2 separate regions of the Homo sapiens genome follow, and region 2 is linked to region 1. A link is a loop called in an ENCODE intact Hi-C map of the cell type or tissue named here. Cell type or tissue: PC-3. All regions are shown on one strand. Each heading gives the region's core, and the rest is flanking DNA. Links, peaks and the distances in the headings are about the cores only. Region 1 overlaps SIPA1L1 (signal induced proliferation associated 1 like 1). Region 2 overlaps SIPA1L1 (signal induced proliferation associated 1 like 1).

Region 1 (16,589 bases), core at 4,116-9,115:
AGTAGTGCGATCACGGCTCACTGCAGCCTTGACCTTTTGGGCTCAAGCCATCCTCCCATCTCAGCCTGCTGAGTAGCTGGGACCACATCACATGCCTGGCTAATTTATTTTTTTGTAGAAACAGGGTCTCACATGTTGCACAGGCTAGTCTTGAACTCCTGGGCTCAAGCAATCCTCCTGCCTCAGCCTCCCAAAGTGCCCCAGCTCATCCCATTACAGGCATGAGCCACCCTGCTGGGCCTAGAACATCTTGAATTACTTGCCTACCTATGCTGTGCCCCACTGTCGATAATGCCAAAATCTAGCTCAAGAGTCTCCTCTGCACGGCCTTTTCAAAGCCCTCTTTCCACTATTGCCCGTAGGCACTTTGAGACCCTGAGGTTATTAGTCATGACTGCCTTTGTGTCGTCTGTGTGCCTTTTCTCACTGCTCAGTAGTTGTTTGATGACATGGTAGTTTCTCAGCTTCTCTCTATCCCAGTGGAGCATACAAGTTTAGTACATGTTTAAATTAATAAATAATAATTCCTTTGCATTTCTAAGGCATTTTGTTGTTTATATATTATTGCATTCTTCCTTCAACTATGTGAAGTATGTAGCACACATGGTTTTTAACATTTTTTATTTTTATCAGGCAAGGCTATTAAGTATTTTTTTTTTTTTTTAGCAGGGTCTGGCTCTGTCACCCAGGCTGTCGTGCAGTGCTGAGATCTTGGCTCACTGCAACCTCTACCTCCCTGGCTCAAGCCATCCTCCTACCTCAGCCTCCTGAGTAGCTGGGACTACAGTTGTCTGCCAACATGCCTGGTTAATTTTTTTTTTTTTTTAAGAGATGGGGTTTTGCCATCTTGCCCAGGCTGGTCTTGAACTCTTGGGCTCAAGCCGTCCTCCTGCCTCTGCCTTCCAAAGTGCTGGGATTACAGGCATGAGCCACTGTGCCTGGCCAAGGCTACTAAGTCTTAAAGCTGTGGTTCTTGAATAACCTGGGGAGCTTTTAATAGAAGTCCTGATAGCCCAGACCAATTAAGTCTTAATCTCTAGAGGTCAGGCCTGGGTAGTTAGTATTTTTTAAAAGCATCACTGTTGAATCTGTTGTGCAGCTACAGATAATTACTGTTGTGGAGTTTGACTTATCATGAAGTCTTAGTGGTGGTGTAGTCAAGACTAGAATCCAGGTCTTTTGACTCCTATTCTACTGCCTTTTCCTCTGCACTTTGAACTTTCACAGGAACCAGAAGCACTGCAGAGAGAGAGAATGCCTTGGTATAGATGCCAGTGTTTTCAGTTTTTGGAGGTGCTGTAGTATAAACATTGAATTTAGAGTTGGGACCATGTTTCTGTTTTGGCTCTGCATTTATTATTTTATTTTATTTTTGAGATGGAGCTCGCTCTGACGCCCAGGCTGGAGTGCAGTGGCGTGATCTCTCACTGCAAACTCCGTCTCCTGGGTTCACACCATTCTCCTGCCTCAGCCTCTCGAGTAGCTGGGACTACAGGCGCCCGCCACCATGCCTGGCTAATTTTGTTTTTGTATTTTTAGCAGAGATGGGTTTCACTGTGTTAGCCAAGATGGTATCCATCTCCTGATCTCGTGATCCACCCGCCTCGGCCTCCCAAAGTGCTGGGATTACAGGCGTGTGGCTCTGCATTTATTAACTGTGGATTAATAACTACTTGAGTCTGTTCTCTCTTTAAAAGTAAGGACACTACTGTAATTTCTAAAGCTTATTGTGGGGATCAAGTTAAGTAATATGTTAAAGGATTTTTGTAAAGTATAAAGTGCTTTTTAAAACTTATTTTTACTCAGTTTTAACCTAGTGCGTTTATTAGCTTGCTTTTCTTGGGATCTATAAGTTACACAAGAAATATATAAATATGGTCTCACAGAAATCGTCAAATAACACAAAATTATGCAGAATAATGCCCAGAGGTCACTGTTAGTTGCATACTTTTAATCCTTTGGTATGCATGTAAGTGCATAAATATGTATGTATGTGACATACATTTTTTTGGTTGTCTTAACATAAATAGTAATACTTTGTGTGTTTGTGCCTTTTTATTTTAAACTTAACAGCATGTCTTCGATCATTCCATGTAAGGATATATAAACTTCTCTCATTCTTTTAATAGCTGTATACATTTTTTCATATATTCCCATTGGATGGACGTTTAGCCTGTTTCTAATTTTTCACTTTTATAAAAAAGCTAATGAACATTCATTGCTTTTTTTTTTTTTTTTTTCCCGATATGGAGTCTCGCTGTGTCTCCCAGGCTGGAGTGCAGTGGCGCGATCTCTGCTCACTGTAAACTCCGCCTCCCGGGTTTCTGCCATTCTCCTGCCTCAGCCTCTCTAGTAGCTGGGACTACAGGCGCCCGCCACCGCGCCCGGCTAATTTTTTTGTATTTTTTACTGGAGACGGGGTTTCACCGTGTTAGCCAGGATGGTCTCGATCTCCTGACCTCGTGATCTGCCCGCCTCGGCCTCCCAAAGTGCTGGGATTACAGGTGTGAGCCACCGTGCCCGGCCTTTTTTTTTTTTTTTTTGGAGACAGGTTTGCTCTTGTTTCTCAGGCTGGAGTGCAATGGCGCCATCTTGGCTCACTGCAACCTCTGCCTCCGGGGTTCAAGCGATTCTCCTGCCTCAGCCTCCTGAGTAGCTGGGATTACAGGCGCCCACTACCACGTCTGACTAGTTTTTGGGTTTTTAGTAGAGACGGGGTTTCACCATGTTGGCCAGGCTGGTCTCGAACTCCTCACCTCAGGTAACTCCCCTGCATCGGCCTCCCAAAGTGCTGGGACTACAGGCATGAGCCAGCGTGCCGGCCTTCCTTTTTTTTTTTTTTTTTTTAATTAAAACATTAGTTAATTCTTATTAAAAGATTTATTTCCGGGGCATTGGGGGTTAAGTAGTAAATGTCTTCAGTGTGAAATCTTAAACCTTTTTTACTCAAGTCAGAATAGAACTTAGACTTTTTCGTTGTTGTTAGAAAATATACTAGACCTTTTCTGGGGCAGCTTTTATGTTTTTTGTACATTTTGTTTGTTTTATTTTTGTGGTATTCTTTTTTTTTTTTTCTTTCTTTTTTTTTTTTATTATACTTTAAGTTTTAGGGTACATGTGCACATTGTGCAGGTTAGTTACATATGTATACATGTGCCATGCTGGTGCACTGCACCCACTAACTCGTCATCTAGCCTTAGGTATATCTCCCAATGCTATCCCTCCCCGCTCCCCCCACCCCACCACAGTCCCCAGAGTGTGATATTCCCCTTCATGTGTCCATGTGATCTCATTGTTCAATTCCCACCTATGAGTGAGAATATGCGGTGTTTGGTTTTTTGTTCTTGCGATAGTTTACTGAGAATGATGATTTCCAATTTCATCCATGTCCCTACAAAGGACATGAACTCATCATTTTTTATGGCTGCATAGTATTCCATGGTGTATATGTGCCACATTTTCTTAATCCAGTCTATCATTGTTGGACATTTGGGTTGGTTCCAAGTCTTTGCTATTGTGAATAATGCGGCAATAAACATACGTGTGCATGTGTCTTTATAGCAGCATGATTTATAGTCATTTGGGTATATACCCAGTAATGGGATGGCTGGGTCAAATGGTATTTCTAGTTCTAGATCCCTGAGGAATCGCCACACTGACTTCCACAATGGTTGAACCAGTTTACAGTCCCACCAACAGTGTAAAAGTGTTCCTATTTCTCCACATCCTCTCCAGCACCTGTTGTTTCCTGACTTTTTAATGATTGCCATTCTAACTGGTGTGAGATGATATCTCATAGTGGTTTTGATTTGCATTTCTCTGATGGCCAGTGATGATGAGCATTTTTTCATGTGTTTTTTGGCTGCATAAATGTCTTCTTTTGAGAAGTGTCTGTTCATGTCCTTCGCCCACTTTTTGATGGGGTTGTTTGTTTTTTTCTTGTAAATTTGTTTGAGTTCATTGTAGATTCTGGATATTAGCCCTTTGTCAGATGAGTAGGTTGCGAAAATTTTCTCCCATTTTGTAGGTTGCCTGTTCACTCTGATGGTAGTTTCTTTTGCTGTGCAGAAGCTCTTTAGTTTAATTAGATCCCATTTGTCAATTTTGCCTTTTGTTGCCATTGCTTTTGGTGTTTTGGACATGAAGTCCTTGCCCATGCCTATGTCCTGAATGGTAATGCCTAGGTTTTCTTCTAGGGTTTTTATGGTTTTAGGTCTAACGTTTAAATCTTTAATCCATCTTGAATTGATTTTTGTATAAGGTGTAAGGAAGGGATCCAGTTTCAGCTTTCTACATATGGCTAGCCAGTTTTCCCAGCACCATTTATTAAATAGGGAATCCTTTCCCCATTGCTTGTTTTTCTCAGGTTTGTCAAAGATCAGATAGTTGTAGGTATGCGGCATTATTTCTGAGGGCTCTGTTCTGTTCCATTGATCTATATCTCTGTTTTGGTACCAGTACCATGCTGTTTTGGTTACTGTAGCCTTGTAGTATAGTTTGAAGTCAGGTAGTGTGATGCCTCCAGCTTTGTTCTTTTGGCTTAGGGTTGACTTGGCGATGCGGGCTCTTTTTTGGTTCCATATGAACTTTAAAGTAGTTTTTTCCAATTCTGTGAAGAAAGTCATTGGTAGCTTGATGGGGATGGCATTGAATCTGTAAATTACCTTGGGCAGTATGGCCATTTTCACGATATTGATTCTTCCTATCCATGAGCATGGAATGTTCTTCCATTTGTTTGTGTCCTTTTTTATTTCATTGAGCAGTGGTTTGTAGTTCTCCTTGAAGAGGTCCTTCACATCCCTTGTAAGTTGGATTCCTAGGTATTTTATTCTCTTTGAAGCAATTGTGAATGGGAGTTCACTCATGATTTGGCTCTCTGTTTGTCTGTTGTTGGTGTATAAGAATGCTTGTGATTTTTGCACATTGATTTTGTATCCTGAGACTTTGCTGAAGTTGCTTATCAGCTTAAGGAGATTTTGGGCTGAGACGATGGGGTTTTCTAGATAAACAATCATGTCGTCTGCAAACAGGGACAATTTGACTTCCTCTTTTCCTAATTGAATACCCTTTATTTCCTTCTCCTGCCTAATTGCCCTGGCCAGAACTTCCAACACTATGTTGAATAGGAGTGGTGAGAGAGGGCATCCCTGTCTTGTGCCAGTTTTCAAAGGGAATGCTTCCAGTTTTTGCCCATTCAGTATTATATTGGCTGTGGGTTTGTCATAGATAGCTCTTATTATTTTGAAATACGTCCCATCAATACCTGATTTATTGAGAGTTTTTAGCATGAAGGGTTGTTGAATTTTGTCAAAGGCTTTTTCTGCATCTATTGAGATAATCATGTGGTTTTTGTCTTTGGCTCTTATTTTTGTGGTATTCTTGTTTCACTATTGGGATAGACTTTTAAAGACAGGTGTGTGCATTGCTTAAGTGTAACTCCTTTAGTGTGACTGCTGTATAATTGCCCTTCAGTAGTAACACCAACACAACAGTAAGGGGCAGTACTTATTTTTGGTGGCTACTAAGAGCTTATTATACATATATGTACTAAGAGCATACATTATCTCATTTCTTCATGTGGGTGTTACTCAGGTGAAGTTGAAGCGTTTAGAAATGGAGAGTCAGAGAGGCCAACTTGCGTGCCCAAGGTCAGTTATGAATCTAGGATTCAAAGGTCTTGATTCCAACTGTGATGCTCAACAGTCGCCCAGGATTTTGCCAAATCATAAATGGTACCTTGTGTCTGTGACATCACAGTTTAGTTTCTATGTTATTTATATTTGTATATCTTGTTTTTAAATAGTAATAATTTAACATAAGCAGAAATAGTCCAGGCTCTGCAGTATCTATTCTATAGAAAGTACTTATAATAAAAGTGATATACATTAATACTATAATATAAAGGCAAATACTAAATGAATTTAATAATAAGAGTGGTATTTTGGAGTGAAAAAGGCCACTAAATGGGGGAAGTTGATCTTTAATTCTATTTATTAAATAACAGGATGACCTTGATAAATAATGCTGTTTTCTCATTGGTGACATACTATTAGACTAAGTAGTTCACTTTATATTTAATCAGCCATTATCCTGAGTATTATTAGTGTGAATAAGAAATACTTGTTAGAACATTGGGCAGTGGTAATCAAAATGAATTTCGAAGTGGAATTGTAGTAATGGTTGCCTTACCTTGAGTAATGATAAGGACAATATTTCTGTAATGGATTGTTTATTCATGAAAGATGAAAGATTAAAATGGTCTGTCTCTACTGATGAAAGTAACAGAAGGCAGCCTCAAAGTTTATTTTTATTTTTATTTTTTTAGAGACATAGTCTTGCTTTGTCACCTAGGCTGGAGTGCAGTGGTGTGATCTCAGCTCACTGCATCCTCGACCTCCCTGGCTCAAGTGATCCTCCCACCTCAGCCTCCCAAGTAGCTGGGACTACAGGCATGTATCACCATGCCTGGCTAATTTTTGTTTTGTTTTGTTTTGTTTTGGTTGGGACAGGGTTTCACCCTGTTGTCCAGGCTGGTCTTCAGCTCCTGAGCTCAAGTGATCCACCTGCCTCTGCCTCCCAAAGTGCTGGGATTACAGACCTGCAACACCGTGCCTGGCCAGAGTCTTCAAAGCATATTAAAATATCTATTATTATTTTATTATAGGCATAATTGAGTGTTTTATGGAGCTATGGATGGTTGTTTCTCAATAATGTTCACTATAATTGGAGTTTAAGCAAAGGTATGGTTTCACATGTATTCTTTGTATACTCTTGTGTCACATTTCACTTGAGTGGTAAAATAAAACAGTTCTAAGTGGCATAGTCTAGAGGTCAGGTGATGGTGTCAGCCTCTTAACCCTTACTTGATCTCCTTAATGCATCTCAAGTTTAACATGATTGCTGAATGGTTGAAACAAATCTGATGAACTCAGACTTATTTGCTGAACCCTTTATTTTATTAAGAGGTTAGAAAATATGAGAAACCACAGTTCAGATATTATGATACTGTCTCGTTCATGGTTTTAATTTTTTAAAGGACATGTTTTTGGTCAGTATATACTGGGTGATTGCCTGACAGAAGAGAATGAGTATGCTGGCTCACCTTCCTGTGTAGACTTGTGCACTCAGAATTAGTCAGCTTCCAGGAAGCAATTGGGTGGTAATGACTTTTAGTTGCTATCAGTATGCATAGATTCAAATAAAACCTTGGGCATTCTGCTCTGAACAATACATTTAAACAAAATTCTCAATTTCTTTTTTTCTCCCGTATCCAGATTAATTTACTTGAATAGACTCAGAAACAACATTATACTTTATTGCCATCTACAAGGAGCTGTTTTTTGAGATGACATTCCTCTTAGAGGAATTTACTTCTTTTTCCAAAATTTACAATTCGCTATTTCTGTCTGTGTTCTACATTTACGTTTTCAGTACGTAGAATTTAAATATTCATGTACATTCTGTCCTAGTGACTAAGGAGCATTATGTAAGGAATTTTTCTTCCTCTTTCAGTATATTGACATCACATTCCTTGGCCTAGTATTCATTTTGTGTTTGTATTTCAGTGTAATCCTAACAAGTCCATTCAAGCAGTAGTTGAACCGAGGTTAAGTGGTATTATGGTTGTTTGGCAAGTTATAGCCATAAACACTTACTTTTAAACACAGAATGGCCTGGGGTGTCTGTAATATTCAGTTGCATAATCACAGATTATGCTTTACAAACACAGGAATAAGTACCTGGGTCACATAAATCTTCAGTGAGAAATTGCTCCAGAGGATGGAGCCTACATCTGTAGAGTTCCCTTGAGTGTTTTCTTAGGTATATTAACATTTTTCATTTAATTGAAATGTTTCTGATTGGATGGAACTGTGGATAGTATTTTAGAATTTCCAGATAATCTCCTAACAAACATCTAAAGGAATGGGTTGAAATGTTACCAGTGTTGGGCTGGGTGCAGTGGCTTATGCCTGTAATCCCAGCACTTTGGGAGGCCGATGCAGGCGGATCATGAGGTCAGGAGATCGAGACCATCCTGGCTAACACGGTGAAACCCCATGTCTACTAAAAATACAAAAAATTAGCCAGGCATGGTGGCACGTGCCTGTAGTCCCGGCTACTCGGGAGGCTGAGGCAGGAGAATCACTTGAACCCGGGAGGTGGAGGTTGCAGTGAGCCGAGATCACGCCACTGCACTCCAACCTGTGCGACAGAGCAAGACTCCGTCTCAAAAAAAAAAAAAAAAAAGTTACCAGTATTGGACGGGTGTGGTAGCTCACGCCTGTAATCCTAGGACTTTGGGAGGCCGAGGTGGGCGGATCACTTGAGGTCAGGAGTTTGACACTAGCCTGGCCAACGTGGTGAAATCCCGCTTCTACTAAAAATATAAGCAAATTAGCTGGGTGTGGTGGCTGGCGCCTGTAATCCCAGCTACCCGGGAGGCTGAGGTGGGAGAATTGCTTGAACCCAGGAGGCTGAGGCAGGAAAATCGCTTGAACCCGGGAGGCAGAGGTTGCAGTGAGCTGAGATCACGTCACTGGACTCCACCTTGGGTGACAGAGTGAGACTCTGTCTCCAAAAAAAAAAAAAAAAAGTTACCAGTATTTAAAAATGTATATACTTTTCAAAATTTTATATTTTTTCTCCTCTCTTCTTCCTTCCTGATACCTTTGTGATTTGAAAGCTATTTAAAATGAAACCCTGGTTGGGCTCAGTGGCTCATGCCTGTAATTCTAGCACTTTGGGAGGCTGAGGCAGGAGGATTGCTTGAGGCCAGGAGTTCAAGACCAGCCTGGGTAACATAATGAAATGTCCCTACAAAAAGTTAAGAAAAAATCCTTAGACTCAGTTCACCCTCTGCACACTGGCTGGAGTGGAGTTTAGAGTCATTCTGTTTGAAATGACTGGTAAAGTGTCCATTCAGGGCAGCTCTGCTATGAATGCAAGGAAGTGGTCTTTGGAGCTCTTGTGTAGTATTTGAAAGTACTTCGTGTTACTGCAGACAGCCAAAGAACTGAAATAGAATGCCTGTGATCATGTTTAGAAGATCCCATGGGCATATTGTATATTCTTTAGAATGATGTCAGTATTTTTGACAAAATTTTTTTACTTAACTGCCATTTGCAGTATTTATCAGGAAACCGGAGATATTTGATATAGGACTGTTTTTGTAGTATTTTACTAAATGCTTTTATTGAACGATTCATTCTTCAATTTATCAGTAAGAGTTAATTTTTTGTAATTATTTATATACTCTTATATGTTTTATTCCAACTAATTTTGTCGGTAAACTTATTTGGAGAAATCGTATTCAGTTAAAAGTATTTTCTTGATAGAGCCTTCAAGGTTGCACACTATAGATTTTTATTTATAGTATTTATTATTTTTTATAAATCTATAGTTTTATTAAGACAGAAACTGACAGTGTGGTATGAAGTTTACATTTAAACAAAGTTTTCACAGAAATCTAAAGTATATTATTTTTAATTTTTAATTTTAGTAAAGTGGTCATGCCTGGTTTAAATTGTAAGTAAATAGTAATACAAGGCTTGGAAAGAAAAATTCCTATGCTGTATGCTTCCTGCTTCTCTCTCTGAGGCAACCGTTTTGAAAGTTTTTTTTTTTTTTTTGCTGTTTCTAGTCGCATTCACTGCCATATATCTAAATAATATATTTTCACTCCTATAGCCTGTAGTTTTCAATTGCAAACATTATATTTTGACTTCTTCCTATACAAGGTAAGGATTTGGCTCCTCCTATTTCCCTTTCCCCATCCTCTCAATGATAATTTTACCTAAGTTTTGGTCAAGCCATCATTCAGTATTTACAGTATTATCATTTGAATGTTGATGACAGTGACCACAGAGTTTTCAGTGATCATAATTTCTTTCTCCAACTGTTTCTCCAATAGAGACAGACCATTTTATTTGCTTAGCTTTCTATTTATCAAACAATAATTTTGTTCTAAATATTCTTATAGAACTATAACAACTCAAAGGGTAAAGCAGATTAGAGAATTCTTCAGTTCTGGTTTTCTCTTGGCACTGTCTCTTTCGGGGTTCTGTGTCCTGTTGGTTCTGAGCTGCTTGCTTTCTAGCCTCTGGGGAGCTGCCATTTTGGAACTTCTTTTTACCACCATCTTGGGGATTCTCTTGGGCTTTTTCCTTTGGTGGACTTTCTATTTCCTAGATTCTGTGTGGTCATCTTTCTTTATTTTCCCATTTTGGTGGGAAAGAGATATATAAGTATTAATATATACCAATATCCATCTGCCCATGAGTGGGATTTAAAGCAAACTTTTATTTCCTAATTGTCTGCTACTAATATGTAAGAATATACTTGATTTTTTTTTACATCAGCTTTGTATCCTGCAATCTTGTTAAATTCATTTCTTATAATAGTGTAGTTGTTTTTTAGATTCTGGAATTTTCTACACAAATGATCATGTTCCACAAATAAGAGATTTTACTTCTTTATTTCCGATCTTTATGCTTTACACCTCTTTTTCTTGCTTTATTCCAGTATAGTGTTGACTAGAAAGTGGTGATATCAAGCATTCTTGCTTTACTCTTCTCAGGAGAAAATAATTCAGTCTTTTGCCTTTAAGTATTATATTGGTTTTAGCTTTTTGTATTTGTCCTCAGTTATTTGATAAAGTTCTTTACTCTTCTAGTGTGTGGAGAATTTTTATCATGAATGTCTATTGGATTTTGTCAAATACCTTTTCTGTGTCTATTAGACTGATCCTGAGCATTTTCTTCTTTAATCTGTTAATATGATGTATTACACGGATTGATTTTTAAATGTTAAACCAAAAATGCATTATTGTGATAACTGTGGTGGCTCATGGTATACCTTTTTATATAGTATTGGATTTAATTTGCTAAAATTTTGTTAAAGATTTTTGTGCCTCAATTAATGGTCTGTGATTCTTATTTTTTGTTTAGTGTCAGCATTATGCTATCCTTATAAAATGAGTTGGGCTTTGATCCCTTTTCTGTTTTCTGAAAAAGTGTATGTAGAATTGGTTTAATCTTTTTCTTGAATGTTTCATAGAATTTGCCAGTGAAATCATATGGACTTAGAATTTCCATTTTTGAAATATTTTAAATAACAGATTTGATGTCTTTAAAAAATATATGGCTACTTAGACTTTTTCTTTCTTGTGTTATTTTTGATAGGTTCAATTTTCCAAGAAATTTGTCCATTTCATGTAAGTTGTTGAGTTTGTTGGCATAGTTAAACATTGTGTTCTCTTATAATCTTCTTTTTTTTTTTCTAGTAGGCATGTTGGGTTTACTTTGATTAGCAAATTGGCTTTTACAATTATTAGAAAATCATTTATTTGCCAGTATTTAAAAATCAGGAGGTTCCACGTGATCCAGATTTAAGCTACTCTTGAAAAACTAAAAAATCAGGCAACTTTTTTTTTTTTAAGTATTCCTTTTTCTTTTTAATCTCACCAGCATCAGTTATTTCATTTATTTATTTTTTTTTAGTATTTATTGATCATTCTTGGGTGTTTCTCCGAGAGGGGGATTTGGCAGGGTCATAGGACAATAGTGGAGAGAAGGTCAGCAGATAAACAGGTGAACAAAGGTCTCTGGTTTTCCTAGGCAGAGGACCCTGCGGCCTTCCTTAGTGTTTGTGTCCCTGGGTACTTGAGATTAGGGAGTGGTGATGACTCTTAACGAGCATGCTGCCTTCAAGCATCGTTTCCATTTAACCCTGAGTTGACACAGCACATGTTTCAGAGAGCACGGGGTTGGGGGTAAGATTATAGATTAACAGCATCCCAAGGCAGAGAAATTTTTCTTAGTACAGAACAAAATGGAGTCTCCTATGTCTACTTCTTTCTACACAGACACAGTAACAATCTGATCTCTCTTTCTTTTCCCCACATTTCCCCCTTTCTATTCGACAAAACCACCATCGTCATTATGGCCCGTTCTCAGTGAGCTGTTGGGTACACCTCCCAGACGGGGTGGCAGCTGGGCAGAGGGGCTCCTCACTTTCCAGATGTGGCGGCCGGGCAGAGGGGCCCCCCCACCCCCCAGATGGGGCGGCCAGGCAGAGGCAGCCCCCACCTCCCAGATGGGGCGGCGGCCGGGTGGGGGCGCCCCCCCACCTCCCAGATGGGGTGGCGGCTGGGCGGGGGTGCCCCCCCACCTCCCAGACGGGGCGGCGGCCGGACGGGGGCGTTCTCCACTTCTCAGACAGGGCGGCTGCCGGGTGGAGGGGCTCCTCAACTTCTCAGACGGGGCGGCCGGGCGGAGGCACTCCTCAGTTCCCAGACGGGGTCGCGGCCGGGCAGAGGCACTCCTCACCTCCCAGACAGGGTGGCAGCCGGGTAGAGATGCTCCTCACTTCCCAGACTGGGCGGCCAGGCAGAGACGCTCCTCACTTCCCAGACTGGGTGGCCAGGCAGAGGGGCTCCTCACATCCCAGACCATGGGCAGCCAGGCAGAGACGCTCCTCACTTCCTACACGGGGTGGCGGCCGGGCAGAGGCTGCAATCTCAGCACTTTGGGAGGCCAAGGCAGGCGGCTGGGAGGTGGAGGTTGTAGCGAGCTGAGATCACGCCACTGCACTCCAGCGTGGGCAACATTGAGCACTGAGTGAGTGAGACTCCGTCTGCAATCCTGGCACCTCGGGAGGCCGAGGCGGGCAGATCACCCGAGTTCAGGAGCTGGAGACCAGTCCGGCCAACACGGCGAAACCCCGTCTCCACCAAAAAATACAAAAACCAGTCAGGCGTGGCGGCGCGTGCCTGCAATCCCAGGCACTCGGCAGGCTGAGGCAGGAGAATCAGGCAGGGAGGTTGCAGTGAGCCGAGATCGCAGCAGTACAGTCCAGCCTCGGCAACCGAGGGAGACCGTGGAAAGCAGGAGATGGAGACGAGGGAGAGGGGGAGACAGTGGAAAGAAGGAGAGGGAGAGGGAGAGCTAATCTTCTTAAATGTCTATAGGATCTCTGGTTTTTTGGTTTTGTATTTCCATTTCTGATACTAATGATTTGTGTTTTGTCTTTTTTTTTTTGATCACTCTAACTAAAAGTGTGTCGGTTTTGTTGATATGGTACTTTTAAAGACTCAGCTTTTGGCTGTGTTAATTTTTTCTGTTGTCTTTTTTTCATTTCAGTGACTTCTGTTTTCTGTTATTTTCTTCTTTCTATTTTGGGTTTAGTTTGCTCTTTTTCTTGTTTCTTAAGGTGGAACCTTAGGTAACTGTGGTAGATCTTTCTTATTTTCTTTTATTAAGCATTTAAAATAAGACATGTTTTCTATTTGTTGCCATTTGGTTCAGATGTTTTCTGATTTCCTTTTTGGTTTCATTTTTGACCTATGAGCTCTGGAGGTGTGTTGTTTCATACATTGGGGATTTTCTTAGATATCCTGTTATTGATTTCTAATTTAATTCTGTTGTGGTCAGAGAATATTTGTGGAATTTCAATCCTTTTATTGAGAGCCCACCATATGATATGATCTGTCTTGATAAATGTACCATGTGCATTTGAAAGGAATGTGTCTTTTTCAATTGCCACATTTTCTGTGAATGTTAATTAGGTTGATAGTGTTTTTCAGAACTTCTAGGTCATTCCTGATTTTTTTTTTTGTCTAATTGTTCTATCACTGAGTGATACATTGAAAATCTATGATGATTTTGTCATTGTCCTTTTTTTATTATGTCTGTTGTTGCTTCATTTATTTTGAGATGTGTGTACATTCATAATTGTATGCCTTCATGAATTGTCTCCTTTATAATTATGAAATGTTGCTTTTCATAATTATACTCTTGATGGTAATACTCTATTTAAAAGTTGATTAGAAGCTCTGTGTGTGGTGAGGCTGGCATTCCTTTGCCTCTGGATGATCTGTTTGGGCCCTGCCATTTCAATGGTAGTCCCCTTATTGATCTAGTTCTTCTCATTTTCAGCCTCACCCCTTAGTACCTCAGTTTCTTAGCCGTTCTGAAGTTCTGTATCATGAATAGATTGCTTCCTCCTGGTGACTTCCTCACACTTCGTTTTCAGCTTTCTCCAGTTTGCTAAATCAATTCCCAGTTATGTGTTGCTTTTCTATCTGTCAGAATTTTGTTGACATCTCATATGCTGTTGCCTTTTTTTCATATTTTTCTGTCATGTTCTTTGTTGTCATTTCCGGAGGGAATGGAGGTAAGTGTCATCCACTTACTTACATTACATTAAGACTTTCTTTCTTTCTTTTTTTTTTTTTCCTTTAAGAGACTGGGTCTCACTCTGTTGCCCAGGCTGGAATACAGTGGCCTGATCATTGCTCACTGCAGCTTCAAACTCCTGGGCCTGAGCAGTCTTCCCACCTCACCCTCCCAAGTAGCTATGACTACAGGTGCAGGCCACCGTGCCTGGCTAATTAATTTTTTTTTTTTTTTTAAAGAAATGTGGTCTCGCTGTGTTGCCCAGTACTGGCCTCAAGCGAGCCTCCTACCTCAGCCTTCCAAAGTGTTGGGATTATAGGCGTGAGCCACTGCACCTGGCACAGTAAGACTTTTAATTGACATACATTGTTGTTAACCTGATCTTTAAAATATAAAACACTAATTCAGTGTTATCTTCTGCCATGTAAGGAAAAAAGAGTGCGTGTGTGTGCGCGCGTGCGCGTATGGTGTCTATTTCAGTGATTTGAAAACTAATGTATTTCTTGCTGTAGATTTCATTTACATTAGAAAGTATTAGTGGTGTTTACTTTCTTTGTGCTTCGTTTGGTAGACATTGAGCAGTATTTTATACATTTTCCATTTTACAATTTTAATACCGTCTTTTTTTGTTATGGGGCTCACTATCACATAAAATGTTTTTGTAAATGATTAGCTATTTTTTGTGTTTTGATAACTTATTATTGCCATATTCTTTCAAGTGCCTTCTTTTTGAAAATAATAATAATAATATAGAATAGAGGTTTCTTTGACCTAGGATTTGAAAGTCACAGAGTTGCCATTTTAATCTAAGTCATGTAAATATACTGCTAGTTTCTTCACCCAGAAATGTAAACTTCACAGAGTTGTTAAGGGTATCTTACTTGTAAGGTAATAGAAAAGGGTTTAAAAACATACCTAATGTGTGTAAAATTGTGTATGGAATAATTAACATACTTTTGGATAGTTAGGAATTAAATTATTTGTGTTTATGTCCTTTGATAATTAAATGGTTCTTGTAGATAACTTTTAGTTGAATATCCTTTGTGGTGTAAAACTTGTCCCATGCTTTGTAAAATGACGCTCATCTCATAACTTCTTCATATCCCAGATACAGTCCTGCATGAAGGTAGACAGCTGCCCAAATATGGTACTTAAATGCTCAAGAACTTACAGGCCTCTAAATTGCTCCATGTTCAGTCTGGTATTTTGCGATGCATTCCAAAGATTCCTGTTAATTGCCTGTGTTGTTACTGAAGAAGTTATATCCTGGGATGTTATCTGCCTTTGGCCTCTGGACAAAAATTTGGTTTTATCTGGAGAACAAGACTTTAAGAGAATAGGATACAGGACTCTTAAGTTTTTTGGATAGCAGGGTAGAAGAAATCTAAAATCTATGCAATGTCAGGGTTGGTAGGCCTTGATAGAGAGCCATAGCTCTTAGCCTTGGGAAGCAGGGAAATGATTCCAAGTAGAGTAGGGATACAATATCTATTTTTCAGGCCTTTTAGATCCAGCCCTGTCTGATCTCTTAATCATCATAATACTTATGTAGTTATTGTCATGTTTGAGTATAAAATCCATGCACTTGAAGACCAAAGATCCAAGTACTAGCAGCTTAGCAACACTTATATGCTGCCCATGTAAGCCTCTTAAAGCATATTTCACAAGTGAGGAAAAGTAGAAGTTTCCCACCCTTAATGGGAAGAAATGAAGGAAAAAAGGAATATTAATAATTGACTATTACCCCCATAGTGCAATTGGCATTTGTACAAAATATAAGACATTCATTGATATGACTTATTTTATTTTATTTTTGAGATGGAGTCTGGCACTGTCGCCTGGGCTGGAGTCCAGTGGCGTGATCTTGGCTCACTGCAACCTCCGCCTCCCGGGTTCAAGTGATTCTCCTGCCTCAGCCTTCCGAGTAGCTGGGATTACAGGTGCCCACCACGGTGCCCGGCTAATTTTTTGTATTTTCAGTAGAGACGGGGTTTCACTGTGTTAGCCAGGATGGTCTCAATCTCCTGACCTCGTGATCCGCCCTCCTTGTCCTCCCAAAGTGCTGGGATTACAGGCATGAGCCACCATGCCTGGCCCCAATATGACTTATTTAATGAGTTTGGAATCCCCCTCACCCCGCCCTTCATATTCGTATATTTGAAAGAAGCTAGATTATAGAGGGAAAGATAAATTTATAATGATTTTGCTAATTTTGTGATAATGGTGATGGGTATATTAAAAATAGTTTAAAAAATGGAAAATAGAGTTATATAACTGAATGTTTGTATTTGTTGACATAAAGTATAGACAGCTTTAGCACTTGAAAAATCGGGTGGATTCTTGTTTTAGAAGCTGTTCCAGTGAATTCCCTTTCCTTATGATCTTTTTGTCCTAGAAATATTCAAAATAATCTTT
Region 2 (16,589 bases), core at 5,507-10,506, 78 kb after region 1:
AGGTGTGGTGGCTCCTGCCTGTAGTCCCAGCACTTTGGGAGGCCAAGGCAGGCAGATAACCTGAGGTCAGGAGTTCGAGACTAGCCTGGTCAGCAGGGTGAAACCTCGTCTTCACTAAAAATACAAAAAATTAGGTAGGCATGGTGGTGCATACCTGTAGTCCCAGCTACTTAGGAGGCTGAGGCAGGGGAATGGCTTGAACCTGGGAGGCTGGGGTTGCAGTGAGCTGAGATCGCGTCACTGTACTCCAGCCTGGATGACAGAGCAAGACTCTGTCTCAAAAAAAAAAAAAAAAAAAAAAAAAAAGAAGTAACTTAAACTGTAAAATCTTGCGGGCTAATTAAAAAAATTCAGAACATATAGTATTGACATTCTCTTCCTTTTGCATTAGAAAGGGTCAGTATCCTAAATTATTTAATAATGTATGTCTTTTCCAGCCAAGATTTCATTTACTTGATTCAAAGCCCAGAGTATAGATGGAAGCATAAGAAGGTTTGCCAAAGCATGGAAGAGTAATGAGATTTTTCCCCTGGCAACTTGGAATTTATTTTTTTAAATTATAGTAATTAACATGAAAAATGTTATTTTGTTAACATCTAATGAAGAGAAAGTTGAAATAAATGGAGAAATGTCTATAAATTTTTTTCTTTGTGTTGTACTTTTTTTCTTTTGTCTATAAATATTAAGTTTTTTCTGATAGGGCAAAATAGGAAAATAGGAGAAAACAGTGATTGTTTAAAGATTTGATGATTGGCTAAGTGTGGTGGCTCATGCCTGTAATCCCCACACTTTGGGAGGCTGAGGTGGGAGGATTGCGTAAGCTTAGGACTTTGAGACCAGCCTGGGCAACATAGTGAGACCTTGTCTCTATAAAAAAAATAATAAAATAAAAATTAGCCAAGCGTGATGGCATGTGCCTGTGGTCCTAGCCACTTGGGAGGCTGAGATGGGAAGATCACTTGAGCCCAGGAGGTCAAGGCTGCAGTGAGCTATAATTATGCCATTCTACTCCAGCCTGGGTAACAAAACAAGACTGTGTCTCTTAAAACAAACAAACAAAAAGATTTGATAATCATAAAAGAGCCTATGTTTTTGTGACGTCTTACATTTTCTTAAGGATAATGTATGGCATGTTGCACATTGAGATGGTTATTGGAATATCATTTAGAAACCTCTGGACATAATTCATGTTGGAACCAGTTTACAGTATTAGTTAGGGAGGTAAACTTTGTGCTTACAGTGCCTGTGTTCAAAATGTCCTGAGATTCGGTTTTTATTCTGTAAGAAATCTCAGTGTTACTCTGTCTGAAAATATTTAGCCTTTCAGAATTCCATTTTATAATTTTGTAGTCCAGTATCTAGTGTGAAGGAGGTAATTGTTGCATCATACACAAGACTTTAGTGATATTCTAGGTACTTGTCTGTTGCTGATCATATTTTTTATAAAAGTAATTTTTGGGGCTAATCAATACACGAATTCTGGAAACTGGTAATATTTAATCATTGATAAAGAATTTTATCTTTTTGTGCTTGTTTGTATTTATAGTTCCTTGTAATCCTTTTTATGGGCTTTTGAATAAATATAAAATGAAATTGGTTTTCAAATGGAAGCCACTTATCAAGTTGAAGCAGAGATGTTGCCAGTATTTAATGTACTTGAGATGACATGCAATAAGACCTTTGGAAAACCAACAAGTGTGCTTCCAGGAGCCCTTCCCTAATAATCTCTGCCTTGATGGAATTATTTTTCATGATGGTAATGAGCTTGTGTTATGCTAAGCGGGTTAAGCAGAATAATTTCTACTCTGTAGAATTTAGACTTTTAAAACCCAGACTTACAGTATTAGATGGCATACACATATATCTGCAACCATAGTTGCAACAACACTTTTCTGAGAAATAAAGGAAATCACTAGGGACAACTTCTGTTACAGAGGTGCCACACTGTCCCCCACTGGGGACCCACTGTCATCCTCTTGCTGCAAATAACTTGCATAGGAATCCCCCTCTCCACAGGTCTGTGGAGTACATTCCTTGGCACCTGCCTAGGTAGAAGGGAGAAGAGCCTAGAGTCACACATGTTGTATCTTGGACCCATAGGAGATAAATAGTATGTGAAGTCCAGACAATCTTGTTTTTCTTCATTTATTAGTTTCTGTCCAGGCAATCCTATCACAGCCACTAAAGCAAAGCAGAACAAAAACATTTGTGAAGGTTAGATGTCAGCGGTGTTAGGATGTTCCATGTCTTATGTTCAGTTACCCTGAAGTCTAGTTTCTGCATATACCTAGCAAGTACATTAGCCAATTCACGTTCTCGAAAGTAATACCGATTGTTGCCTCTTAGGTGCTCAGAGCGTTTACAAATAGCACGGAGCTACAGCCCTTCCCACCTCTCTGTGAACACAAAGAATGATTTCATTTACTTCAATGAGAACACTATAAAATTCTCAATCAAATTAGCATTCACTCTCAAAAAATAAAAGTATTCCATTCAGTACTTTTTTGGGGGGTTATAGGATAGCGTTTTGAAATCAGAGCAACTTCAGAAGAAGGTAAAAAGTTCCCAGACTCTCCTAATTCATGGTTCTCAGAATAGGGAATGAATATCCACCGAATTTTTCAATGCCTGAGACCATTTCCTATCTACAGTTCCCAGATTGGCATTTCTTTTGCTCATCCTGGGAGCTTGGTTGTGGTTTACTTTTTTGTAAAGACAGTAAGTGTTCTCAGTGTGACTGTGAAAAGCAAGACTGACCTCTTTCCCTTTGGTCCCTGGAGAATGGTGTCATGAGGTGTTTTTGAGCCAGGCCCAGGTAGGTGTCTGCTGCTCCCTCTTATTGGCACTGAGAGAACATAGTTGGACCCTTTAGACTTTCTACCTGCATACTGTTGAGTTGGAGTTTTTGTATTATGTGAAGGAGTCACAAAGGATACTCTCAGCTTTGGAATGTTATAAAGAAGCTGATGAAGTGCTCTTTGCCACTAAAGCCTGTATAGGGAGCTACTAGCTAGTGCTTGTTCTGTGCCTAGAAGAGACAGTTCCTAAACATGGGAAGATACCTCCACCCCAGGACCAGGTGGTTCCAGGTGGTTCTAGGCTGAGCAAAAGCTAACAGATACCACATTTAAGTATAAAATATTTGTGATATGAACTTTAGAAGCATTTTATTTGGAGAAAGAAAACATGTTCATATGAAATAATTATAGTTAGTGGAAGACAACATGCAATCTAATTGCTTCATTGACAGTTTCTACTTATCCTGGCGTAAGAAAAAATCCATTTATTAAGCTGAAAATCTTCTGATGTCATAGAAAGAAGGAAAACTTTGTTCTTTCAAAATTGTGACCTCCTGTATATTTCCTGATATGTAGAGAACTCTCAATTGTCTGAGGCCTTGGTGAGAGAGTAGGATTAGAATCAGAATTCACTTTTTTTGTCTTAAGATGAGAGAAGTTATCAGCTGGAGCTGAAATTTAATCTTGTTTAGCTACACTGATCACTGTTTCTTTCTCGGGAATTTTATTTTAAAATAAAGTCTAAGTTTTTTTTTTTAATTCTTGTATCTAGAAACAAAGTCTGATTTTAGCCTGGCAGAATTTGTCTGTACTAATTTTAGTTTTTAGATGTGCATGGGAAGAGAGACTGGATAATCTCTCTCAAATCGGTTGTACTGGTGGTTCACTTAAGTGCATATGTACTATATGGAGTCATGCATTTGATATTAATATTACACAATTATCTCTCAAATGTAAAACACTCTCAGTGTAAATATTTCCAACATTTGTTGATTGTAACATTTGGATGACAAATATTTCTTACTCGAATTACTACTTTTGCAAAATACATCTTCTCTTTCAGTTATTGTAGTTGTACCAAAGTAAGTAATTTAGATATTAGGTAACTTAACAGAATTGTTAATTGAAACCACATTGTTATGTTTATTTTATTATTTATTTATTTTATTTTTATGGAGACAGAGCCTTGCTCTGTTGCTCAGGTTGGAGTGCAGTGGCCCAGTCATAGCTCACTGTAGCCATGACCTCCTTGGGCTGGAGTGCTCTTTCGTCTCAGCCTCCTGAGTAGCTGGGTCTACAGGCATTTGCCACCATGCCCAACTAATTTTGTTATTTTTGTAGAAGATGGAATCTCACTGTGTTGCCCAGGCTGATCTTGGACTTCTGGGCTAAAGTGATCCTCCCACTTTGGCCTCATAAAGTATTGGGATTACAGGCATGAGACACCATGCCTGGCTCACACTTTTTGTTTATTTTAAAGGAATTGTTTTTTGCCAACTAAGTAAGTAAAAGAAGCTGATTTTAGCTAATTCAGAAAATAGGAATCAAAAAAGAAACCATGCTCATTTGGGTTTCTAATATTTTTTTCTTATATTTCTTTTACTCTTTTTCTATGCATATGTATTTTCTAAAACAAAATTGGAATTCTATTGTATGTATGTTTTGTATTCTGCTTTTTATGTTTAGCATACCTTTTGAATTTTTTATCTTATTTAAATAATTTTTAGAGGCTGGATATGGTGGCTCACACCTGTAATCCCAGCTCTTTGTGAGGCTGAGGCAGGAGGATCGCTTGAGCCCAGGAGTTCCAGGCTGCAGCTGAGTTATGATCATGCCACTGCACTTCAGCTTGGGCGACAGAGCGAGACACTGTCTCTAAAAATATAAAGAAAGAAAGAATTTACTATTTCATCTTGTTATATATTTGTGTAATCACTTGTTACAAATCAGTCTTCAGTGTTTTTTTGTGTGTGTGCATTTTTATATAAATGCTTGATTGTTTTCTTAGGATAATTATCTAGGATAAGAATTATTAGGTCAGAGTGTCTGAATGACTTTTTCTGTTGCAGTCCCAAATTCTCCTTCTGAAACAGTAAGGGGTGAAACTCTTGCCTTTTCTTCATCTCTCCTTGACAAACCATATTTGAAAATACATTTCCAATTGAGTTAAGTAGATCCTGCAAATAAAGAGAGATGGGCTCTGTTTTTTTTTTTGTTTTTTTTTTTTTTTTTTTTTTTGAGACAGGCCCTTGCTTTGTTTCCCAGGCTGGAGTGCAGTGGCATGATCATGGCTCACTGCAACCTTGACCTCCCAGGCTCAAGTGATTCTCCTATCTCGGCCCCCTGAGTAGCTGGGACTACAGGCATGCACCACCATGCTCAGCTAATTACATTTTTTTTTTTTGGTAGAGATAGGGTCTCACTGTGTTGCCCAGGCTGGTCTTGAACTCCTGGGCAAGTGATCCTCCTGCCTTAGCCTCCCAAAGTGTTGGCATTACAGGCATGAGCCACCACGCTTATCCTCTGTTAGCTTTTATGTTAGTATTGTAGTGAAAGGAAAATTTGTAGGATATAATAAAGAACAAAGCTTGAAAATAACTTTATTCAAATGTTCATAGCCTAAATAAGAGGCAGTTTAGATCTACTCAGCTGGATTTGCTGTGGGACCCCTAACAAGCCTATGGTGCTATGGTGTACTTGGGTTTCACAGCTCACTTTAGGGTTGCCTTTTAAAATTGATGGCAGATGCTTCCTAAGAGTTCTGATTATTCTGCCAGTGCAAAATTATGGGGATGCTATTTGGTGTCACTAGGTAGTGGATACTTTACTATGGTTTACTTAATCTGATTTTTTAAAAGCATGTACTGTGGATTTTTTTTTTTTTTTTTTTGAGACAGGGTCTCACTCTGTTGCCCAGGCTGGAGTGCAGTGGCATGATCTCTGCTGACTGCAGCCTCTGTCTTCTGTGCTTAAGTGATTTTTGTGCCTCAGGCTCCTAAGTAGCTGGGACTACAGGTGTGTGCCACCACACCTGGCTAATTTTTTTTGTATTTTTTTAGTAGAGACGGGATTTTACCATGTTGCTCAGGCTGGTCTCGAACTCCTGAGCTCTGGCAATCCGCCTGCCTCTGCCTCCCAAAATGCTAGGATTACAGGTGTGAGCCACCATGCCTGGCCTACTATTGATTTTTTTGTTAGAGTGGTATCCAGAATATTCATTTAATGTGCATAGTTATTTGACTAATGGCTCATTGTGAAAGTTCATGGTATTCCAAGGTTTGTTGAGCCCCTCTGGTCAGTGACAATGCAAGACATTTAGCTTTCTGTTCTGTGGCCAGAGATATTTTCTTGTGGCTTCCAGAACAGTCCTGTGAGGAGGGTGATGGAGCAAGTGGATGTCATCTCCGTTTTGTAGATGAGGAAACTGAAGGAACTTGTCTAATGCCCCTTGGCTATTACATGGCAGCTGCCATTCTTCTTTCTCTTAGTTCTCTTTCCTTTATTTTGCACTTTTTTTTCCTACGCTTCCATCGCTTTCTTGGTTGTCTTTCTGGTAGCAATAACATCATCCACACCAATGATTATAGTAATAACTGACCTTTATTGATCAATCAGTTGCCATGTGCCACAGAGTTTCCTAAGTGCTCTAATGTATTGACCTTCACCTCAGTCCTATGGAGTAGGTATTATCCTCTTTTTAGAGCTGAAGAAACTGAGGCCCAGAGAGGTTAAGCAACTTGCCCAAGGTTTATGGGGCTAGTTGTGTTCCCAGGCATCTAACTCTAGCCACTGGAATTCTATATTCTGAAAACCGTTTGACATTTATAACAAGTATAACATGAATTTTCAAGTTGGAATAAAGAAGACATTTCTGAAATGGGCTGAAATAAGTGGAATTGGGGAAAGCTGAAGATGTTTTGCATTAATGTGTTATGTTTCCCTTGAACTGTAGCCAAGAGACTCTTCATAACAGCCTGCATTTCAAGTCTAATTGTAAGCCGGGTGTTGTACCTGCCTGTAGTCCTAGCAACTCAGGAGGCTGAGGCAGGAGGATTGTTTAAACCCAGGAGTTATAAGCTGTAGTGCTCTATGCCAATTGAGTGTCCCTACTAAGTTCAGCATTTCCTGGGAGTGGGGGACCACCAGATTGCCTAAGGGAGGGGTCAACTGGCCCAGGTTGGAAACTCCTGTGCTGATCAGTAGTGGAATTGTGCCTGTGAATAGCTGCTACACTCCAGCCTGGGCAACATAGCAGGACCCCATCTCTTTAAAAGAATTGTTTTAAAAAATGACAACAGTGTTAATAGAGCTGTTTACTCTCTTAGTTTTCTCATTTATAAAGTTAGGCCTGGAGAATAAAGTCATTACTATGAGAGACAGGTGTTTGCTCTTTGAGTCAGCCTGCTTCTCCAAAGTAGGAGAGCTGGTTGATGGCAGGACTGGGTGACCTTCATGGTGATTAAAGCCAGAGGGACAGCAAAAGGCTGCTGCTTTTTCAGGTTTCCTCTTTGGTTTGCCAAGGCCCTGTTGTAAATTACCTAATTAGTAAGACTACCTTTCAAGGAAGGAATCAGGAAATTTAAACTCTAGTTATGGTTTTAGTTCAGCTTTGTGTGGATGGCTTGATTAGCTGGGAGAATAAACCAGATTGGGCTTTTGTTTTTTTCTCTGAACAAATGAAGTTGTCTGGGGAAGAGTAATTGAGACAATGGGCAGAATTCTACCTGGTGAGTAATTTACTACTGAGCTCCTAGAGAGCTGAATTCACCTTTTCCCTTTTCTTGTCTTTAAGATACAGCTAACATTAGTCACAAGGCTACACATCTGGTGACAGGGATGCCTCTAGGTCCTTATTTTTGTTCAGATAATGGAGCACCTGGAAGTTATGTGATTTTAATAGAAAATCAGGAAATACTGGTATACTTAATTCTATCTTAGGAACGAAGAACGATTTTACTAGCAGAAAATGAACACAGTTATATGTACGTAACATAAAATCACAACTGCTGGCTCAGGGTTGGAGGTGAGGTGGGGGGACTGTCTCAGTTAAGCATGATTTATTAATGTTATTATGAATTCTTTTAGTGCCAGTTTTCTGCTACTGTTCTATTTGTTCTGCTATATGAGCTTTGTTGGTATTTGCTTGTAGGTATACTTTGGCAGATGCCAGAAGGCTAACATTGGGAGAAAGGTCTTAAAATTGAGAAAATTCTCCCACTAATTTGTTCTGTGAATCAGGAAGAAAACACGCATTGACTCATTTTTTTGAACAGGAACTGTCTTTTTCTCAGATCTTTTAGCTTATTTTTTAACCTTAAAAATGATATATGTTCATTTTAACAATGCAAACAGTAAAATAAAACTTAAAAAATAAAAATTATCCCAAATCCTAAACCCAGAGATATATGTAATATTTCTGCTAAATATATCTTTATATAATTTTTCTATTACGATTATTTACATTCTTGATAGTGTGTTTATGTGTTAATATACAGATATACCAGAAATAAATATATGTAACTTTATATTTAGATTTATATTCTGTCATATTTCTATTTGGAGGGCTTACTGATTTTCTCATCACCCTTGTACTGATACAGTAGATTTAATTTACTTCCTAAGGTGTCAGTTTATAGCTCGATAGTGTGTTCTCTAAGACTCTGTACTCATTTATATAAAAGGATTTAAAATCTTTGTAATAAACCTGTTCATTAAACAAAACTTCACAGAAATGAGTCATTCTGGGTAGCCAAACTTTCTATATCATTAAGTGTTCAGCTAGTTAATGAATAAAAAAGACATCTTGACTATTGTTGATGAAAACTTTTCTAGATTACAGACTTTTAATTTATGGCTCTATCTAGTACTGCATTCAACTTCGGAGCCATAAAAAGTTTTATTCTAAAATATTTGAGAAATTATCAGAGAGATGTAAATTAAAGCTGCAATGTTATTTACCTGTTAGAACGGCTGTTAGAATGGCTGTTATTAAAACCTGTTAGAATGGCTGTTATTAAAACCTGTTAGAATGGCTGTTATTAAAAAAAGACAAAAAATATAGCAAGTGTTTTGAGAGGATGGGGGAAAAGGGAACCCTTGCATACTGTTGGTGGGAATGTAAGTTGGAATAGCCATTATGCAAAACAATATGGAGGTTCCTTAAATTATTAAAAATAGAACTATCATGTGATCCAGCAGTTCCGCTGCTGGGTATATATCCAAAGGAATTGAAATCAGTGTTTGAAGAAGTATCAGAATTCCCATGTTTATTGTGGCATTATTCATGATAGCCAAGATATGGAATCAATCTAAGTGTCTAATAACAGATCTGTGGGTAAAGAAAATATGGTATATATACACAATGGAATACTGTATAGCCGTAAAAAAGAAGGAAATGCTTTCATTTACAATAACATGGATGAACCTGGAGGACTTTATGTTAGTGAGATAAGCAGATACAGAAAGACTGCATGATCTCCCCTACATATGCAAAATAAAAAAGTTGAACTCAGAAGTAGATTGTAGAATGTAGCTACCAGGGAGAAGGGGGGATAGTGAGGGTTTTAGGGAGGGGGATATTTGATAAAAAGGGTACAAATTTTTCAGTTAGATAGGAAGAATAAATTAATAGATAAGTTAATAAGTTAGTAGATAAGAAATATATTGCAGGCCAGGCACCTGCTTGTAATTCCAGCACTTTGGGAGGCTGAGGCAGGAGGACTACTTGAGCCCTGGGGTTCAAAACCAGCCTGGGCCATATAGTGAGACCTTGTCTCTACAAAAAAATTTTAAAATTACCCAGGCATAGTGGTGCATGCCTGTAGTCCCAGCTACTCAGGGGACTGAAGTGGGAGGATCACTTGAGCCCAGGAGGTGGAGGCTGCAGTGAGCTGTGATTGTACCATTGCACTCCAACCTGGGTAACAGCGAGACCTTGTCTCAAAAAAAAAAAAAAAAAAAAGAAAAAATTCTCTTGTAAAACATGATGACTAAAGTTAATGACTGTGTACTACATTCTTGCTAAGAGAGTAGATTTTAAATGTTCTCACCACAAAAAAATGAAAAGTATGTCAGGTAACATATATGTTAATTAGCTCGATTTAGCCATTTCCTGGTGTGTACGCAATTCAAAACAACATGTATATGATAAACACATACAATTTTTACTTGTTAATTAAAATATTTGAGAGAAGGGAAAATGGTCATTATATAAGACAAAAATGCATGGAATTATATACATCAAAAACAATTTCGTGAACAAAACACCACTCTGGTCTTCCAAATATGTATATTTTTGCTTATATAAAATATATAAATACCTTGACTTACTTGCTTATAAGTTAAAAAGCTTAACGTGCATATAGAAAAGCAGATAGATCCTACGTTTTCACCTTTGATAAGTTTTCACAAACTTAACACAAGTGTATAACCAGCATCACAATTAAAAATCAGGATACCACCACCATTACAGGAAACCCCCCCCTCATGTTCTCTCCCATTTCAGTACCAACCACCCCCTATACTACCAAAGGTAACCACTGTTCTGACTTATGTCACCATAGTTTTGTTTTGCCTGCTTTTGAACTTTATAAAAATGAAATAATATAATATGTACTCTTTGGTTGTACTCAATGTAATGTTTGAGAAATGTATACACATTTTCGTATATAGGAAGGATAATTTTTTAGTGTAGTATTCTATAATGTGAATATACTACACTTTATTTACTACTGAACATCTGTTTTTGTTTTGCAGATTTTGACCATTTTACTATTAATACTGTTATAGTATTTTTATACTTGTTTTTGCTTTTTTGGGCATATGTGCACATTTCTGTTAGGCATCTATACCTGGGAGTGGGATTACCAAGCTATAGGATATGTATTAATATTTGTTCAGATTTAGTAGACACTGCAAAGCAAAGCCTTCTACTAAAGTAGTTTACTGATTCACTCTCACACACAGTGTGTGAGAGTTCCAGTGGCTCCACATCTTCATCAGCACATTGTATTTTTAGTCTTGATTTTAGCCATTCTGGTGGGTATGAAGTGGTATTTGTTGTTGTGCAGATTGCATCTCCCTGATGACTAAAGAGGACTAGTGCTTTGACCTCAAGAACTTCCCCTCTGGGGAGATCTTATGTTATTTAAATCTTAGGTTTTTAAACTGATCTCTGCTAGTTTGACTTTATTTCGATATTCACAGAAACTATTATTTTCCTCTGGTGTTCAGGATATACTGTACACCAAGTTTTTCAAATCTCTAGACCCTTCTGTGTCATATTTTATGGTAATCACTAATAGATACAACATCCAAATTTTGCTGCTTGATGATCCAATTTAATGACTTTCTGTTCCATGTTTAGTGAATTTTTGAAATTGTGAAATATTTAAAGTTATCTATCTGTTTCACAATGTAGCTAATTAAAATGTTTGTTAAATAATTCAACTTAAGAAATCTAAAAGGAAATGCTTTCTGGCTTTAGTGCAGTAATTGTCTTCAGAACAATATGCCAATAATGACTCATCCCTTCTTTATTCATAGTAACTTTGGTTTTAGCTTTTTTGGGGTTTCTTTTGTTTTGTTTTTGGAGAAAGGACCTTGCTCTGCTGGCCAGGCTGTAGTGCAGTGGCACGATCTCAGCTCACTGCAGCCTTGACCTCCCGGGCTCGAGCAGTCCTCCCACCTCAGCCTCCTAAATAGCTAGGACTGCAGGTGTGTGCCACCATACCTGGCTAATTTTTTAAATTTTTAGTAGAGACAGGTTCTCACTGTGCTGCCCAGGCTGCATCGTAACTTTGAAAAGAATCTCACTCTAGGATAGAAAATTACAAGTAAATTTAATGCAAGTAGAAAGTGCATTTGAGACTTAAGTCTGAGTCTAATAGCTGTATGAAATATTTGTATAAGAATCATAATACTGGAGTATAGTTCTTAGTTTTTAATACTAAATTTTCTTTGATCATGAAATGAAAGTAAGAGATCCTTGAAGTATTGCATTAGAAATCTTAGATGGAGGAGGCCGGGTGCAGTGGCTCACGCCTGTAATCCCAACACTTTGGGAGGCCGAGGCAAGTGGATCACCTGAGGTCGGGAGTTCAAGACCAGCTTAGCTAACATGGTGCAACCCTATCTCTACTAAAAATACTAAAATTAGCTGGGCATGGTGGCTCACTCGTGTAATCCCATCTACTCGGTAGGCTGAGGCAGGAGAATTGCTTGAACCTGGGAGGCAAAAGTTGCAGTGAACTGAGATCGTGCGACTGCACTCCCCTCCAGCCTGGGTGACAGGGCGAGATTGTTTCAAAAAAAAAAAAAAAAAAAAAAAAAAAAAGGAAAAAAGAAATCCTAGAAAGAGAGTTCATAGATCATCACTTGGCCATCTTAAAATAACATGGAGACTGAACAAACCCTGTGTTCCCAGGTCTGGTGCCAGGCATTGTCATCCATGTTTTCTTACTGTATTCTTAACAGTACTGTGATATAGGCATGTTATACCCATTGTATGTACAAGGCAATTGAGGCTGGAAAAGGTTAAAGGAGGTCACATAATTAGAAAGGGTAGATGGAAATGTCCTAACTCTGATCTTATGATTTTACTTGCGGAAAAACTATAGTATTTAGAACCTTTGGTTTAAATTGAACAACTCTCTGTCAACTCTTTAGCTATCCTGGGCGCCAGTAATATATAAAAGTGGATTGGCAGTTATTGAATCTCAGATAAAGGACTATTAGGGAATTGTATGGAGAGTTGTTCTTGATTTATACTTTCTTATATTAATATTAAGTAAACATTTTAATTAAAGCATCTAATTAAAGGTACAAATATCATTAAATGTAATACCATAGCAGCAAAGAGGTGATTTTTTTAATTGAAGGCTTCTGCTTTCTGGAGAAGGTGGTCTTGGAACTATCTTCGAAGAATGGAATAGACACTTAGAAAATGGACACTTAGAAATTGGTGCCTGATTGGGTGCAAAGGCAGTATAGAGTTTATTTTCTTACAACTGAACAAATATGCTGATTAAACAAATGAGTACCATAAATAAAAGGAGAAACAACAAAAAGCTGTTTATTATAAAACCATAGCTTTCAAGATGAAGATCAGATAAAGCACACATGAGATGGGCCCTATAAGCTCTGGCTCTGTCTACCCGGTGTCACTGCGGTTACTCCCTTTATCTGCCCTTTTACTGTGGAGGTTCAGAATCATGTGCTGAGTGAGACGGGACACCTGATGTCACAGGTTCTTTACACTTTCACGGATACTGTATTCCTGCAGGGATTACCCTTATTGCCTTATTAATATTTGACAGGGGCTGACACAGAGCCAGAACCTGCTAGATCCTTCATGAGTGAATGTACAAGTGAAGATTTGAATGAGATAGAATGCCATGCCTTTTTACTAAGTTCATATTTTTATCATGTACAGATACTTGTTTGAATAGTTGCATTCTGTCTCAGAAAATCATTATAGTGTTAACTGTAACAAGTTGGTTTACAGGTTAGAGGAAATGAGTGTGCAGTTTTGTAACTTTACTTGCAAATTGTTTAGTTTTATCTTTAGCTGTGATTGAATGTATGCCATTGTTTGATCAAGTGAATGGCGAAGTGATTGATTCCAAATGATTGTTTTTCTTGCTTTTTTTCATCCCTTTTCTTAAATTATTTGGACTAGGAGAAAGGAGGAAGAATGGCTTATTCCCGCTGTCTGTATTGCTTGTTTATAGTTTAGAATTCTTTGGAGTTCCATATGATCACGAGACAAAATTCCTAAACTAGAAATTGGTGTGATTTAATTGGTGTGATTTTTATGATTAAATTTGATTATCTTAGGTTATGGTCTTTTGGTAATTCCGAATGCTTATTGAAAGAAGTTTAAGTTAGCAATAATAATAATGTTTACCATTATTATTTAATTTAATTTATATGTGGGACTTTGCTAAAGACTTTGGCATGTAGTATTTAATCTTTAAAATCATCCTGTGAGATGTCAGTGGATGTTCTCATGTTACTAATAAGGGTAAATTGGTTTCTACAAGGTCACATAGTTCGTAAGGGCCTGAGCTGAGATTTGAACCTACATATGTTTGCTTTCAATGCCTGAGTCATTATGTTAAATTGTTCCTTCTTGTTTTTTCCAAGTATTTATGATGCCTTTCCCTTCACATATTACGGTAGCAGGATGTATTCTTACTTATATATTACTTGTTTAATATACTTTTGGTGGTTATTGTTGGTTGGTTTGACATCTTAACTAGTTTGGACAAAACTCTTTCATTTACTATTGTGTTTATGGTATTTAGAAATTGTGTGCGATTTTGTTTTTACAGCTAAAGGGAAAAACGTAAATTATTTTATTTCACATGCAATATCATTTTTTAATTGGCAATTTGGTCTAAACAGTTTTTAACAATCCTCTGAGACAGAACCCTGGTGTTGAGATATTTCTTTTACTAATATGTGTAAAACAACATCTCAAGTTGTTGTGTGGTATAACTGCAAGAGCATAGTACATGGATAGCACAAAAGCAGCCACGGTAAAAAAGCAAAGAGACGAGCAAATCAGATGAGAGAGAACAGACACGCATTAACTGATCCATCATTCATGATATGCTTAGATTTGTGTTTGAAAAGCTTGCAATAAATGTAAGAAATTCTTATTGATACAAGTATTCAACATCTTATATTAAAAATACAACCCTATCAATTTTATGTACTAAAATATTACAGTGGATAACTGTTTATTATACATTGGTCTGCCAGCACTTGTGTGGTAGTGTGGTATGTTTTATGAATCCAGCTGAATAGCATGTCTAGGCAGAACCAAATGTACAATTATATAAAATAGCCCAGGAATTACAGCCAAAAAACATTAATAATTATTGGCAACTCTATATTACTTTGTTTGCATCCTTATAGTGTTGGCTTATTATTACAGAAGAGTTAAAGTTTATTTTCAGACAAAACAGAATGTCTAAAGTGTGTTATATATTAATCCAGTTCTAAAAAGCTTTTACATTTTTAAGTTTTTAATTTTTCAGTCTTTACTCACTCATTTTTCCTGGTGGACGAATCCAGTTTTTAAAATAAAATATATTTTTCTTCCAAACAACCTTTTGTGTTTCTTGATCTGGAGAATTGAATAAATCTAAATAAGAATTATTGCTTCCAGCATTAAGTTTGTGCAGAAGTTTTTTGAAACCAACTTAATAGGACATCAGTATTGCCATCTGAAATCCAAATTTCTCTTATTTATTTATTTTTAAAATTGAGGACAAGGCCTTGCTACATTGCTCAGGCTGGTCTCAAACACCTAGCCTCAAGCAATCCTACTGCCTTGGCCTCCCAAAGTGCTGGGATTACAGTAAATATCTTTTAAATGGAGACTTACTGACACTGTGTAGAATATATTTTTTAATACTTCAAACTGCCCTAGCATCCATCTGACTTTTATTTCCTGCCTTCTTCAAATAGTCTTCTGCTCTCCTTGTCTAGCTAGCAACCCTCCATTCTTCCATTCCTTGTAAAAGAGAAATTGTCAGCATCTGCTTTTCTGTTGACCTATTCTCTCCAAACAGGCTATATGGTAAACAAACTGCAATGAACATTTTTTTTTTTTTTTTGAGATGGAGTCTCGCTCTTTTGCCCAGGCTGGAGTGCAGTGGCATGATATCGGCTCACTGCAACCTCCGCCTCCCGGTTCAAACGGTTCTTCTGCCTCAGCTTCCTGAGTAGCTGTGGCTACAGGCACATGTCACCACTCCTAGCTAATTTTTGTATTTTCAGTAGAGATGGGGTTTCACTATATTGGCCAAGCTGGTCTTGAACTCCTGACCTTGTGATCTGCCTGCCTTGGCCTCCCAAAGTGCTGGGATTGCAGGCGTGAGTTACCATGCCCAGCCGACATTTTTTTTTTTAGACGGAATTTCGCTTTTATCATGCACAGCTAGAGTGCAGTGGTGTGATCTCAGCTCACTGCAACCTCCGCCTCCCAGGTTCAATCAATTCTCCTGCCTTAGCCTCCTAAGTAGCTGGGATTACAGGTGCATGCCACCACACCCAACTAATTTTTTGTATTTTTAGTAGAGATGGGGGTTTCACCATGTTGCTCAGGCTGGTCTCGAACTCCTGACCTCAGGTGGTCTGCCTGCCTCAGCCTCCCAAAGTGCTGGGATTACAGGTGTGAGCCACCATGCCCGGCCTGCAATGAACATTAAGTTGTAGGAGTTCCTTATATGTCCTAGATTCCAGTTCTTTTTTTGGATTTACATTTTGTAACCTTTTCCCCCCAGTTTGTGGCTTGCCTATTGAGTCTTTTTTTAAACAATATCATTTGAAGATACAAAGTTTTAAATATGATGAGATCTAATTGATTTTTTTTTCTTTTCTGGTTATTACTTTTTGTGTCTTAGGAAGTGTTACCTACCCCTTAGTCCTGAAAACATTTTTCTTTGTTTTCTTTTGCAAGCTTCATGGTTTTGGCCTTGAGTTCAAGTGTCTGATCCAATTTGAATTAATTTTTTTGCTTACTTTATTATTGACAGCTCTTTAAGAGACATATTACTTCAATTTTATAAATGAGGATTTTGGCACTCTGAGATTTTGGCACTCTAGACATTGTATGTAATAGTATATTTGATTTAGAATTTTAGAACCTTTTGAGCAGTGATTGGGGTGAAGATTATACATTAGGTCATATTCGTATGTAACATTTTTGTCAAAACCTTTTTTGAGACTTGCTTCCATCAGAGTAACAAAAATGTTGTTATTAACAAATGAATGTTCTTT

What was found. Hi-C counts contacts between places; a loop is a spot of excess contacts. Peaks named below come from ENCODE experiments on the same cell type or tissue, not always from the same donor. Only the 100,000 strongest peaks of a DNase experiment are listed, where the experiment ranks them.
Region 2: it touches region 1 in a loop (4-fold over the local background); 2 of 110 quality-filtered maps call a loop at or near these places.

What each region holds. Positions count from the first base shown.
Region 1 is chr14:71,365,082-71,381,670 of GRCh38, forward strand. All of the region lies in intron 2 of SIPA1L1 (signal induced proliferation associated 1 like 1), which reads left to right. Among named protein-coding and RNA genes, the nearest start is that of SNORD56B, 25 kb to the right of the region's middle. In PC-3, for the core only: no CTCF peak of the experiment used is centred there; DNase peaks (open chromatin) are centred at 7,130 and 7,580; H3K4me3 peaks cover 1,401 bases; H3K27ac peaks cover 2,439 bases.
Region 2 is chr14:71,441,894-71,458,482 of GRCh38, forward strand. All of the region lies in intron 2 of SIPA1L1 (signal induced proliferation associated 1 like 1), which reads left to right. It also overlaps the pseudogene RN7SL683P. Among named protein-coding and RNA genes, the nearest start is that of SNORD56B, 52 kb to the left of the region's middle. In PC-3, for the core only: no CTCF peak of the experiment used is centred there; DNase peaks (open chromatin) are centred at 7,578, 7,978 and 9,788; H3K4me3 peaks cover 1,216 bases; H3K27ac peaks cover 2,327 bases.